3 separate regions of the Homo sapiens genome follow, and regions 2 and 3 are each linked to region 1. The links are chromatin contacts, found by Hi-C or POLR2A ChIA-PET in ENCODE. All regions are on one chromosome and are shown on one strand. Each heading gives the region's core, a stretch centred on a gene start or an enhancer-like site at or near the end of the contact. The rest is flanking DNA. Distances are from core to core; before and after follow the strand shown.

What was found. Hi-C counts contacts between places; a loop is a spot of excess contacts on that map. ChIA-PET counts read pairs that join two places held with the same protein, here RNA polymerase II (POLR2A). Pooled maps may share reads with other maps.
Region 2: a pooled map shows a loop between it and region 1 (2.7-fold over the local background). The contact joins the enhancer-like site here to the promoter of PTPRC-AS1 in region 1. A Hi-C loop is called at or near these places in 1 of 37 single-sample maps with no recorded cell type and 2 of 50 pooled maps. POLR2A ChIA-PET finds 5 or more read pairs at or near these places in 2 of 52 experiments (PC-9 and activated naive CD8-positive, alpha-beta T cell).
Region 3: a map with no recorded cell type shows a loop between it and region 1 (2.5-fold over the local background). The contact joins the enhancer-like site here to the promoter of PTPRC-AS1 in region 1. A Hi-C loop is called at or near these places in 2 of 37 single-sample maps with no recorded cell type and 2 of 50 pooled maps. POLR2A ChIA-PET finds 5 or more read pairs at or near these places in 4 of 52 experiments (GM10248, OCI-LY7, Panc1 and 1 more).

The regions. Positions count from the first base shown.
Region 1 is chr1:198,665,556-198,669,072 of GRCh38, reverse strand. PTPRC-AS1 (PTPRC antisense RNA 1) reads left to right here and starts at 1,931. Exons shown (of 3, transcript NR_199042.1): 1 at 1,931-2,074. All of the region lies in intron 2 of PTPRC (protein tyrosine phosphatase receptor type C), which reads right to left. RefSeq lists an enhancer at 1-309.
Region 2 is chr1:198,252,103-198,256,069 of GRCh38, reverse strand. It overlaps NEK7 (NIMA related kinase 7), which reads right to left. Exons shown (of 10, transcript NM_133494.3): 3 at 2,890-3,030. Among named protein-coding and RNA genes, the nearest start is that of NEK7, 97 kb to the right of the region's middle. Within about 2 kb of position 2,274, at least 4 of the 41 ENCODE cell types and tissues checked have a DNase peak (open chromatin) inside an H3K27ac peak, as active enhancers do.
Region 3 is chr1:199,088,295-199,092,257 of GRCh38, reverse strand. No RefSeq gene overlaps it. Among named protein-coding and RNA genes, the nearest start is that of LINC02789, 58 kb to the left of the region's middle. RefSeq lists an enhancer at 2,617-2,666. Within about 2 kb of position 2,302, at least 3 of the 41 ENCODE cell types and tissues checked have a DNase peak (open chromatin) inside an H3K27ac peak, as active enhancers do; they include OCI-LY7, where a contact is called at or near this core.

The sequences.
Region 1 (3,517 bases), core at 682-3,181:
TAACTATTACCATTAGACTGAATCACATAAAATCATTTCTTTTGTAGGCCAGCAATGACCAAATATCATCACTTTCAAATGTTTGAGCCTATATGTTACATTACACCTACTTTATGTGTTCAAATATCTTCAATTTAATTGTACCATAGCTCTCAGGTGGTCTTATTGCTGCTTCCATGGATAGATGGCAGGTAAAGTGGGGTTTTCTTATGCTCTCTTAATTTCCCTTCGATACATATCTATTCACCTAAAGACTAATCCTTCCACAGGAAGAAATGGATTCCCCAACTCTGAAAGGCTAAACATTCAGCCATGCCCTTTTGGGATCTGAAATCACCTTTCCTTATACAGAACCTACCTAATTCCTTATCAATCATTCTTGCTTCAAGCTTGGTCATGTATCTTTTCTATAAACTATGTAATTAGAATTATCAGCACCATTTTATATTTACTTTCCATGTACCAAGGGTGTTTATGTAAGTTCTCAGGCCCCCTTACTTATGCTATCTCATACTGTTAATTCCTTATAGTGTTATGAAAGATGCTTGGCAAAATTAAAGCACTCAATTTGTATGCAAGTCCATAACACGCACATTTTAATACTTCCTGTTCCTTTGTGTTATGCCCTTCCCTCTCTTCTTTATCTATCTAACTCCTGTATTGTCTTCAAAACCCTAATTTGGGTGACATTATTTTTTGCTACCATGTTACTCTGTGCTTATGTTTATATATAACTTAGCTGGGCATGGTGGCATGTGACTATACTCAGGAGGCTGAGGCAGGAGAATCACAGGAGCTCAGGAGTTTGAAACCAGCCTGGGGAATATAGTGAGACCCTGTCTCTAAAACAAAAATAAAAAAAAAGACATCACACCATGATACCACTTTGGATTTGAGTAGCTGGAATGCTCTTCCTCCAGATAGCCATATGGCTGGCTTTCACTGTTTTTGCTGGTTGTCCAATGTTTATTTCTATAAGATCATCCCTGCCACTCTAACAATCATTATTCTACTGTTAGGAGAGTATATTTTAACTCTCACATCTGTATTCAGTTAGCTACAAGCTAACATTGTAAGCTAAGTTGTGTATACAAGCTAACACATGCAATTTTCTAACATTGCTTTGCAGAAATATGACTGATTGCCTACTTCTTTCCAGTTTTTATCTTTATCTCAATCTTTTCTCTTGCTGTGCACTGCCTAGAATGCCTGAGACACAGCTACTACCTATTGAAATTATAGGATTAAAATTCTATCAACTGCATGGAAATTTCCTTAAACACTCCACTTTCACTGATACCTTCTTTTATGTTTCCATGACATGTTATGAATTGACAGTTTGTATATGTGTAGATGTCTTGTCCTAGAAATAAAATAAATATGTTTTCAAGGCAGAGACTGTGACTTTCTTTTCTATATTCTTACTAGGATCTAGCTCTGTGCTTTGCAGTTAGCAAGTATTCAATAGCACAGCTAGAATAACTGAATGAATGGATGAGTGCCACCTACTCCTTTATTGTCCATCAATAATGCACCCAAGGCTAAATCTTAGCTTTCCAAACTCACTTGGCCAGACCAGTTGACATTCTTTATTCCCATCTGAGGAAAATTATTTTTTTTCAGTCTTTGTACATTGGGAAACTTGTCAGATAAAAGGCCTAATATAGATTCAATCATATAAAATGACTATGAGCTATGGCAACTAGAAGACATGATAAACATTCCAAAGCTATTCATAATCCCATTCTTCCTTGTTAAATGCTACAATAGAGGCTGGAAAACAAGAATAATTTCTTTCTCAGGGACTCCTTCCCACCTCTGACAGCAATGAATGGTTATATGTTAAATTTCTGGCCAATAAGTGTAGACAAAAGCTTCTGGGGAAGGTTTCCATCCCTGAATAAAGAGGCAAAACCTCACTAGGAAAAATATATTACCACTTTGCCTTCCCTTTCTTTTTGCTGGAATGTGATGAAAGGTGTGGACGCATAGCATCCCAAATGAGATAGGAGATGCTGAGCATGAAGACAAAAGCCTATCGAATGGGGTGTCAGAAAAGAAACATCAAAATATCGTAAGTTGCTTAGGGCATTATTATGTCTTTGTACTAGTCATGGATTTCATTCCTTTAGATCTTTAGTTGTAGAACTCCAATGTATTTGAACCACTAGTGATCACATTTTATTTTGTTTGATAGCTGAATACAAAGCTGGCTGATGCAGTGATCTACAAGGTCATGACTGAGGTATCTTATACTCATCCTCATTCAAGCAAGATTATGTTTAACTTAAAAAGACAAATGAAAAGGAATCTATTTTAATAAATATATTATTGGTGGAAATATTCATAGTCTACCTTGAAAGGAGTGTTATGTTAAGATTGCTTTGCTTGTAGAGTAATTTATGCCTTTAATTTCTGTGTCTAGTCTTTCTAAGCCAGAATAAAAGTCTGTTCATCATGATCTCTGTTATAGCCCTCCGCATATTTGAAGGCTGCTGTTATATCACATCATATATTAAGCTCAGTTAATAGATTAACAGACCCTTTATTTTTACATTTACTATAGCATCTAACATGGTTAGCAAATGCTTTTATTATTTCTTTATTTTCTTTATAAGATAAATGGGTATTACATATACCAAAGCATCTGTTTTGGAGCCACTATGATCACTAAAAGAATCTTTTCATTGTTCCTACCTTCTCCTTCCTACATGTGTGGAAAAAACACATGATTCCACACATACACATGGTTGTCTAATTCTATTGTTTAACCCTCCATGAATAGATGTCCACAATGCTCCCTACATCTCTCTTTTTTTTTTTTTTTTTTTTGAGACAGGGTCTTGCTCTGTTGCCCAGGCTAGAATGCTGGAGTGCAGTGGTGTGACCATGGCTCACTGCAGCATCCATTTCCTCGACTCAAACAATCTTTTCACCTCAGCCTCTCAAGTAGCTGGGACCACAGGCACTATACCCAGCTAATTTTTGTATTTTTTGTAGAGATGGGATTTGCCATGTTGCCCAGGCCGGTCTTGAACTCTTAGGCTCAAGTGATTCTCCCCCCTTGGCCTCTCAAAGTGCCTATGTCTTTAAATGTGAGTATTTGAGCATATTGAATGATGATGACCTGCCCTTTGCTGGTAAAGATATACTAATAACATAATATAAACAATACGTACACTTGGGATGTCTTTCCAGGGCTGGAAAGAGAATCATATTCTGTTTTTCCATGTTCTCATTTTATCCTGAATGTGCCAATTTAATTATTTGCCAACATGTTGCCAGACATGCTCCCTAGTCTGTGCTAAAGCATTTGTTACCATGTACTACATTGAACATACTTGAATGTTTCTGTCATGTTTACCACCCAGATGGTGAGAATCCAAGGAAAGGAGACACTTGTATTAAGTTCACAGTTTATCTGTTCTTGGAAACATATAACTGCATGAAGAGATCAGGATGAAAATATCGTTATAGTTACCCCAGTTACCTCAAGGTGGAAGTCTGGGTCAGACAA
Region 2 (3,967 bases), core at 1,025-3,524, 410 kb after region 1:
CAAGTTGCATGAGGAAATTCAATATTTAATTCTTTAGGGTTTTTTTAAAGAGTTAGGTTAGCATTCTTCAAAAAGGAAAAGCATTGGTCAGCAATATTATAAAATTTTGTATTTTAAGCTGCAGAGATGACTTTTTAAAAATAAAGAACCATGGGTTTTCCTGTTCAGCACAAGTGTAATATGTCACAAGAATCAATATGTCTAAAATGCAAATATATTTCTCCTTACAAAGGTTTAAGGCGTTGCTCCCTAATAAATAAGGTAAGAATATCTTCACAATATCATTTCTGTCTTCTATGAAGAAATTAGGTTTAAACTAGATGTCACAATATCCACACTAAAGCAGAAAGGAATGGGATAATCCAAAAGAATAAACTTTAACTTCCTACAGTAATTTGAGGTTTATCACAGCGTAAAACAGAGGCAGCTAGAGGGTAATGTCCAATTAATACTGAATGGAAATACAATTGTGCAAATTAACTCACACTTATTCAAATTCCCAATCAATAGAAAAATGCAGCAAGAGCTTTTTTCTTCCTCCCTCCACCCCTTCCTCCATTCTTTCTTTCTTCCCTTCTTTCTTTCTGTTTCTAATGAGAAGGTTCTGCAATGTAAAATATAATCACTAGAGACAGAATTGAGCCCTGTTTTCCACACTCAGAATCAGAGAAGGGATCCAAGAGTCCCCAGAGACCTCCAAATGGATCTCAATCCATCCAACCTCCCATCTTGACAATCTGTGGCAGATTGGCAGCTATGTTCTCTCCATTCTATTCTGTATGTTGAGCTTGTAATTTTACTTTGAAAATAATGGATTTTGAAGATTGTTACTCTACTTGAGAGTCCACAATGCATCCTCAATTGCCTACGGTTCAAATTCCTCTGTCTGGCTCCAATGCTCACCACAATCTGGGCTCATATTTATAGCCTGGCTTAAGTTCCAATTCCACCAATTCCAACAGCTCAAATTGACATCTCCATTCTGTGAACTCTTATTTAAATCAGGAACCCATGCCACAGGGTTTAACATTAAACTGTTCTAGATAGACTCTTGTTCCCCTGGAGGGCAGGAATAATACCACTAGTTTCTTTTTTATTTCCCTGGGTGCTCAGAGATCACAGTAGAAATTTAATCCATTTTAAAAATGAATCAGAGTTCTTTTGTAAGGGAATAATCGTTCCAAAAGTAATCTCTTTCATAAACACTAATAACTACATCCCATATTGTGTTTTCTTAAGCTCTGAGTGGCATATTAAAACAGAGAAGACTGCAATTCTTATATGCTGCTGGCGAAAACTTACACCAGTGCAACTTTGGAAAGCAACTTGGCATTAACTTGCAGTACACATGCATCCCCTGTGGGATGCAGTCATTTCCACTCTTAAGCACAAACAAGAGAGAAATTCTTGTATGTGTAAACTAGGAAAGACATGAGAATATCAGAGAAGCATTGTTTGTAATAGCAAATAACTGTAAACAACTTAAACAACAATCAACAAGAACAAGTGAATATTATACAGTAGCAAAAAGGATAAACTACAGCACATGCACCAACACGGACTAATTGCTCAAACACGAAGCTATGTGAAAAAAGCAAGCTGTGTGAGTGTGTGTGCGTGTAATACATATATAAAACATGCTTCATTTATGTAAAGTTTAAAAAAATGCAAAAGTAAACAATAGACTATTTTAGAAATTCATACCAATGTAGGAAAAACAATAAAGAAAAACAAAGGAATGATAAACATTACATTCAGGATATGGTTATCTCTGAGGGAAGGGAGTAGCACACACATGTCGAAAATATTTTTAATGTTTATTTCTTAAGCTGCCTTGTGGATATGCGGGTATCTCTATTATTGTTTACATCTAACACATATACCAGATAAAACCTTTTATAAATCATTAGTTTCATTTTTAAATGTAAATTAAAACTGTTCATCTCTATATTGGCTGTCACAAGTATACTAATCATCTTAAGAAGTTTAAAAAAAAAAAGACATTTAGATTTCACAGGTATCTGCAGAAAAAAGATAAAAGAGTTGCAAAGCAAAATAGTCTGTAGCACAGGTGAAGAATAACTATTACCATAATTGAAAAAGGGAAGTAAAAGTGTATGATTCACTGTGTGATTTACTGTTTGATGTCATACACACTGGAAGGCAGAAAGACAAGTACTTTCTAGGCCAGAGGACCTCATTAGGGCAAGTGAAACACTCAGGGCTCTGGCAAGTGAGCATTCCAGGGTAGCTCAGTTGGACTGCAACTCCAGGGTTAGGGCAGGACTTGGAAAGAGGAGCTGGAGCAAGATAAATGAATTCGAGAAGACAGGAAAGGGTCTGGATTAGAGAGCAAATCTGATTCCAGAATGACACAAATACAATAAGAGATTTTAAAGTTAGGTATCAATGTTCTAATTTTATCTGCCTCGTTTTTATTTCCAAGTAAATAAAGTTCACTTCATTTTCCTTTCATTTTTTTGCTGGTATAGTTTAACTGCCATTTACTAACTTCGGGCAGTACATTTTGTGACTCTAGTTTCTGACTACAGTGCCTATAGCTGTAGAACTTCAGTGAGTATTCAACATCTAGTTAAATGTCCAGGTAGAAGTAATGGTGATGACTCAAATCTGCCTCTTAAAATCTAGAGTTGTGAAAGCTTTTTGAGGTTCAATACGAGCTAAATTTTTAAAGCCTAGAAATAGTGTTAAAACTAATATTTCCACTCCATACTACACTTGTTTCTGGCTTTTAAAATACAACGTTCAATCTTTCCCAGCATTCTCAACTTAAGGCTATCAGTACCCAATCATTCAGGATATACTTTTCTCATCTATAATTCACATAGTATAATTTTACATTGATTTATATAATTAAAGTCATCTTACCTGCACTTTTTTTAAAGCTACTGGTACTCCATCCAAGAGACAGGCTGCTCTATAAACTTCACTAAATTGTCCGCGACCAATTTTCTTTTCTATTCGAAAGTTGGCTAATGTATTATAGCCCATATCCGGTCGTAAGGCCTTCTGTAATTAAAAATGTCAGAAAAATTTTCAATCACACAATATACACGCAATACACACAATCACTGATCATTTTCATATATGTAGGTGACACATAGGGTAAGTTTGCAGACATCCATTCACTCAACAACAAATATTTACTGAACTTATGCCAGGCACTGTCCTACACACTGACGATACAGTAGCAGACTAGAGAGACAATAATCCCTGTACCTGAGGAACTTACATTCTAGTGAGGGGAATAAACAAGGAATACATTAAAACATACATATATATATATGTGTGTTTTAATAAATATATAAAACATACATACATGTTTTAATAAATATGTAAACATACATACATGTTTTAATACATAAACATACATATGTTTTAATATATAAACATACATATATGTTTTAATATATAAAACATACATATACATGTTTTAATAAATATATAAACATACATATATATGTGTATATATGTACTTTTTATATATATATATATATATATATATATATATATATATATAGTATGTGAGATAGGAAAGCCTAAAAAGGAAGTTAATTAAGGAAGAAGGATACAACATAGGGATGAAGAGTCTGAACTTTTAGATAAGAACTCCTTGCAAAGGATACCCAGGAATTGAACTCAGCTCTGCACCAAGCAGACCTAATAGACATCTACAGAACTCTCCAACCTAAATCAACAGAATATACATTTTTTTCAGCACCACACCACACCTATTCCAAAATTGACCACATAGGTGGAAGTAAAGCTCTCCTCAACAAATGTAAAAGATCAGAAATTATAACAAACTGTCTCTCAGACCACAGGGCAATCAAACTAGAACTCAGGATTAAGAAACTCACTCAAAACCGCTCAACTGTGTGGAAACTGAACAACCTGCTCCTGAATGACTACTGGGTACATAACGAAATGAAGGCAGAAATAAAGA
Region 3 (3,963 bases), core at 1,053-3,552, 420 kb before region 1:
AATGAAAAGAAAGCTTGGACATAATGTATTTCACTCCATTTGCCTTCTCTCTTACAGAAAAGGTCAAGCTGCAGGATAGTACTGTAATTTATACTTCCCTCAGGTGGTGGTTTTTCCCATCAGAGAGAGAATATTGGGGCTAGGCCGTAGTGCAGAAAAAAATGAGCTGCCTCTTTTTCAGGGTTTGCGGGTCAAATTGGTCCCAGCGGCTTAGGATGCATTTCAAGGGTGAGCCTGTTGATGCCTGAGTGTTTCCCATCTGAAAGAAAAATACTGCCCATGGTTTTGGTTTGTTTTGCACCCCCCTCCCCTGCTCAAGAACCCACAATGGTCCCTGGACCCTGCTGATCGGAATAGTTGCACTCACCGACGCAGCAGCAGAAACACTTGTTTTCCTCCTAGACCACAATGAGGACCAAGAAAGGTCAGATTTGGTGGCCCTTACTGATGCATTGTCGAAAACCTGCACCCTTGCCTTTCCTCTTAGACCACAAAGAGGACTGAGAAATGTTGGATTTACTGGCCCTTACCGACACATTCTCAAAAACCTGTTAGAGTCCTAAGCATTTTCTCCTGTTAGTATTGGGACTTTACCCCTGTCCTATAAAGATGATATGCTTCAAAATGGAGTGGAGGGCTATATCTTCGTGATGAGTGTTGCAGCTCTTAAAGGTGGTGCAGACCCAAAGAGTGAGCAGCAGCAAGATTTATTGTGAAGAGCAAAAGAACAAAACTTCCACAGTGTGGAAGGGCACCCGAGCAGGTTGCCACTGCTGGCTGGGGTGGCCAGCTTTTATTCCCTTATTTGTCCCCATGCATGTCCTGCTGATTGGTCCATTTTACAGAGTGCTGATTGGTCCATTTTACAGAGCACTGATTGGTCCATTTTACAGGGTGCTGATTGGTCCATTTTAGAGGGTGTTGACTGGTCCATTTTACAAACCTCTAGCTAGCTACAGAGCGCCAATGGGTACATTTTTACAGAGAACTAATTGGTGCATTTTACAAACCTCTAGCTAGCTACAGAGTGCTGATTAGTGCGTTTTTACAGAGCACTGATGGATGCATTTTACAAACCTCTAGCTACAGAAAAGTTCTCCAAGTCCCCACTTGACCCAGGAAGTCCAGCTGGCTTCACCTCTCAATAACTCCTACTTCTGTTTGGAACTCATCTCTGGAATCATCTGGCTTCAGAGTCCAACCAGAGTCAATAGTTATGAATATACCCTTGGTTATTCTGTTCCACACTCATCATACTCTCTTGCATGATCCAGGCCTGGATTTAATATCCAGTCATTTAGTATCTTCCCAAACTTGGACTACTTATTGAACTTTATCATGTGTAAAATGGGGCAATGTATCATGTGTAAAATGGGGCAATGTTATCAGCCTCACTGGATTATTTTACAGATTAAAAGAGAACAAATATAGGGAGTTAAGAACTAACTCTTGAACATGATAAGTGCTCAGTGTATTTTGATCTTTTTCCTTATGTTAATCAAATAACACCTGTCACTGCAGGCTTCATGAGAGTTGGTCTGTTTCTACAAATTATTTTTTATATCTTTTCAATATGTACTTCTTTGTTTTCCCACCATGATAGCACACTGCTGATGTTAAAAATATCACTGAGAACCAATTGATAAATATCAGAGCATTACCTCCCCACAAAAGGGTAATTCAGAGTTTGTAAACGATGACATTAATGGAAAATGCCACTTCAATTACAATTTTTTCTTTTCTGCTTTTTTTTTTTGGAGGGACTTGTTAAGAAAAATTATTCTAAGTTTTAATATTTCAAATTACATAGGATATTACATAGTTTAATCAAATTACATCTTTGCACATCTTGATTGATTCATTCATTTTGAAATATTACTTTAAAATCATGAAAATACAATAATAATTCTCATTCCAGTTTCTTTGATATTTTATCAAAACCAATATCCGTCATCAGTTTGTGGCAATATTTGATTTTTTTATCATGATTTAGTTCTTCTATTTTTAAGAATACATTTATTCTATCATCACATCACATTGTCAGAAGTCTCATAAGAAACATTGTTGAGAACTGTGTGACCAAGTACTTCTTTTAGGGTGTAATTCTTTCAAAGCAAGCTCTAGATTTTAACATAGTTGAATTAGTAGTATTTTTTGGCAATTTAATATGGAGGTATAAGATATTTGCACAAACTTACATATTTCTTAGAGGCTCCCTTCAATGAATGTTTTGAAACCAAACACGTGTATAACATCACCTAAACCAAGAAAGAGGATGTGGCCAGTATGTCGGAAAACCCCACTTATGCCAACTCCAGTTACTATTCTCCACCCCACAGTTGACACCCACTTCTAAAACCAGAGATGTTGCATATCTCTCACCTTTATCAAAATAAAATTTATCATTGACTAATTTTATTAATTTTAATTGATTTCATTAAAACAAAATGATACTGTATCTATTTAGTTGTGTGTGACTTCCTGTTCAACGTCTTGCTTGGCAAATTTAGAACTGTTTTTGCACACAGTTGTAATCAGTTCCTTCTTACTGACATATGGTATTTCACTAGAATTATGAACATACCAGTACAGGAGTTTTGGTAAACATGTGTATGCATTTCTATTGGGTATATCCTTAGAATTTGAATTGCTAGGCTGTAAGGTATGCATACATTTAGCTTTAGAGGACACTGCCAAAGAGCTTTCTATGAGGTTGTACTAAACTATACTAAACTATGTCTCACACCAACAGTATATGAAACTTGCAGTTGCTACAGATCCTCACCAACACCTGGTATTGTCTGTCTTCTCATGTTAACAATTCCAGTGAGGAAGTAGAGGTATCACATTGTGGTTTTTTAACTTGCATTTTGTCAATGAGTAATAAATATGAGTAACTTTTTCTATATTTATTGACCATTTTAATGTATTTTATGTGAATTGTTTAAGTATTTTGTGCATTTTACTATTCGATTTTCTATCCTTTCCTTATTAGTTTGCAGGTGTTCTTTACAGAGTCTAGATATGATTTTTTGTGTGGGGGGTAAATTTTTTGTAGATATACTCCTTCTTTATTTATTTAATGTTATCATTTGATGAACAGAGCTATTGATTTATCTTTTTGCTTTAGTTTAAAACTATTTGTGTTCTGTTTCTGAAATCTTGGACTACTCTAAAATCATGAAGATGATTGCCCATGTTTTCATCTAAAGCCATTATTGTTTTACCTTAACCACATAGACCACAGTCATTTTTAATTGATTTTTGTGACTTGGGTGAGCAGAAATTAAGATACTTATTTTTCTCAAATAAGTAATCCATTGATGCAGCACCTTTATTGGAAAAACTACACGTTGCCCACTGCACAGCAGTGTTACTTTTGTGATAAATTAGGTTGGCGTATATATGGGTAAAACTGTTTCTTAGTGAGTATATGAAGCACATATAGAAAACTAAAGAGAATAGTATAATTATCCCATACTATCCATCACACAGCTTCAATAATTATCAGTTCATGGACACTTTTCATATACTAGCACTCACTTCTTTCCGCAATTCCAAAGATTATATTATTTATCCATTAGTATTTCAGTATATCTTTCTGAAAGATAAGGTCTTTTTTCTAACATTCTGAAATATTATATTATCACACCTAAAAACTAACATTCACTTAATATCACCAAATGCCCACTTATTGTTCAATTTCTGATTGTCCCATACATTTTTAAGGAGGTGTTCATCCAAATTACATTTTTAAGGACTTGTTCATCTAAATTAGAATTAAAAAATGTTTATGAACCTGAGCAACATAGTGAGAGACCCCATCTCTTAAAAAAAAAAAATTGGCCGGTCATGGTGGCATGCGCCTGTGTTCCCTGCTACTCCAGGAGCTGAGGCAGGAGGATCTCTGGAGCCCAGGATTTTGAGGCTGCAGTGAGGTACGATTACATCACTGCACCCCAG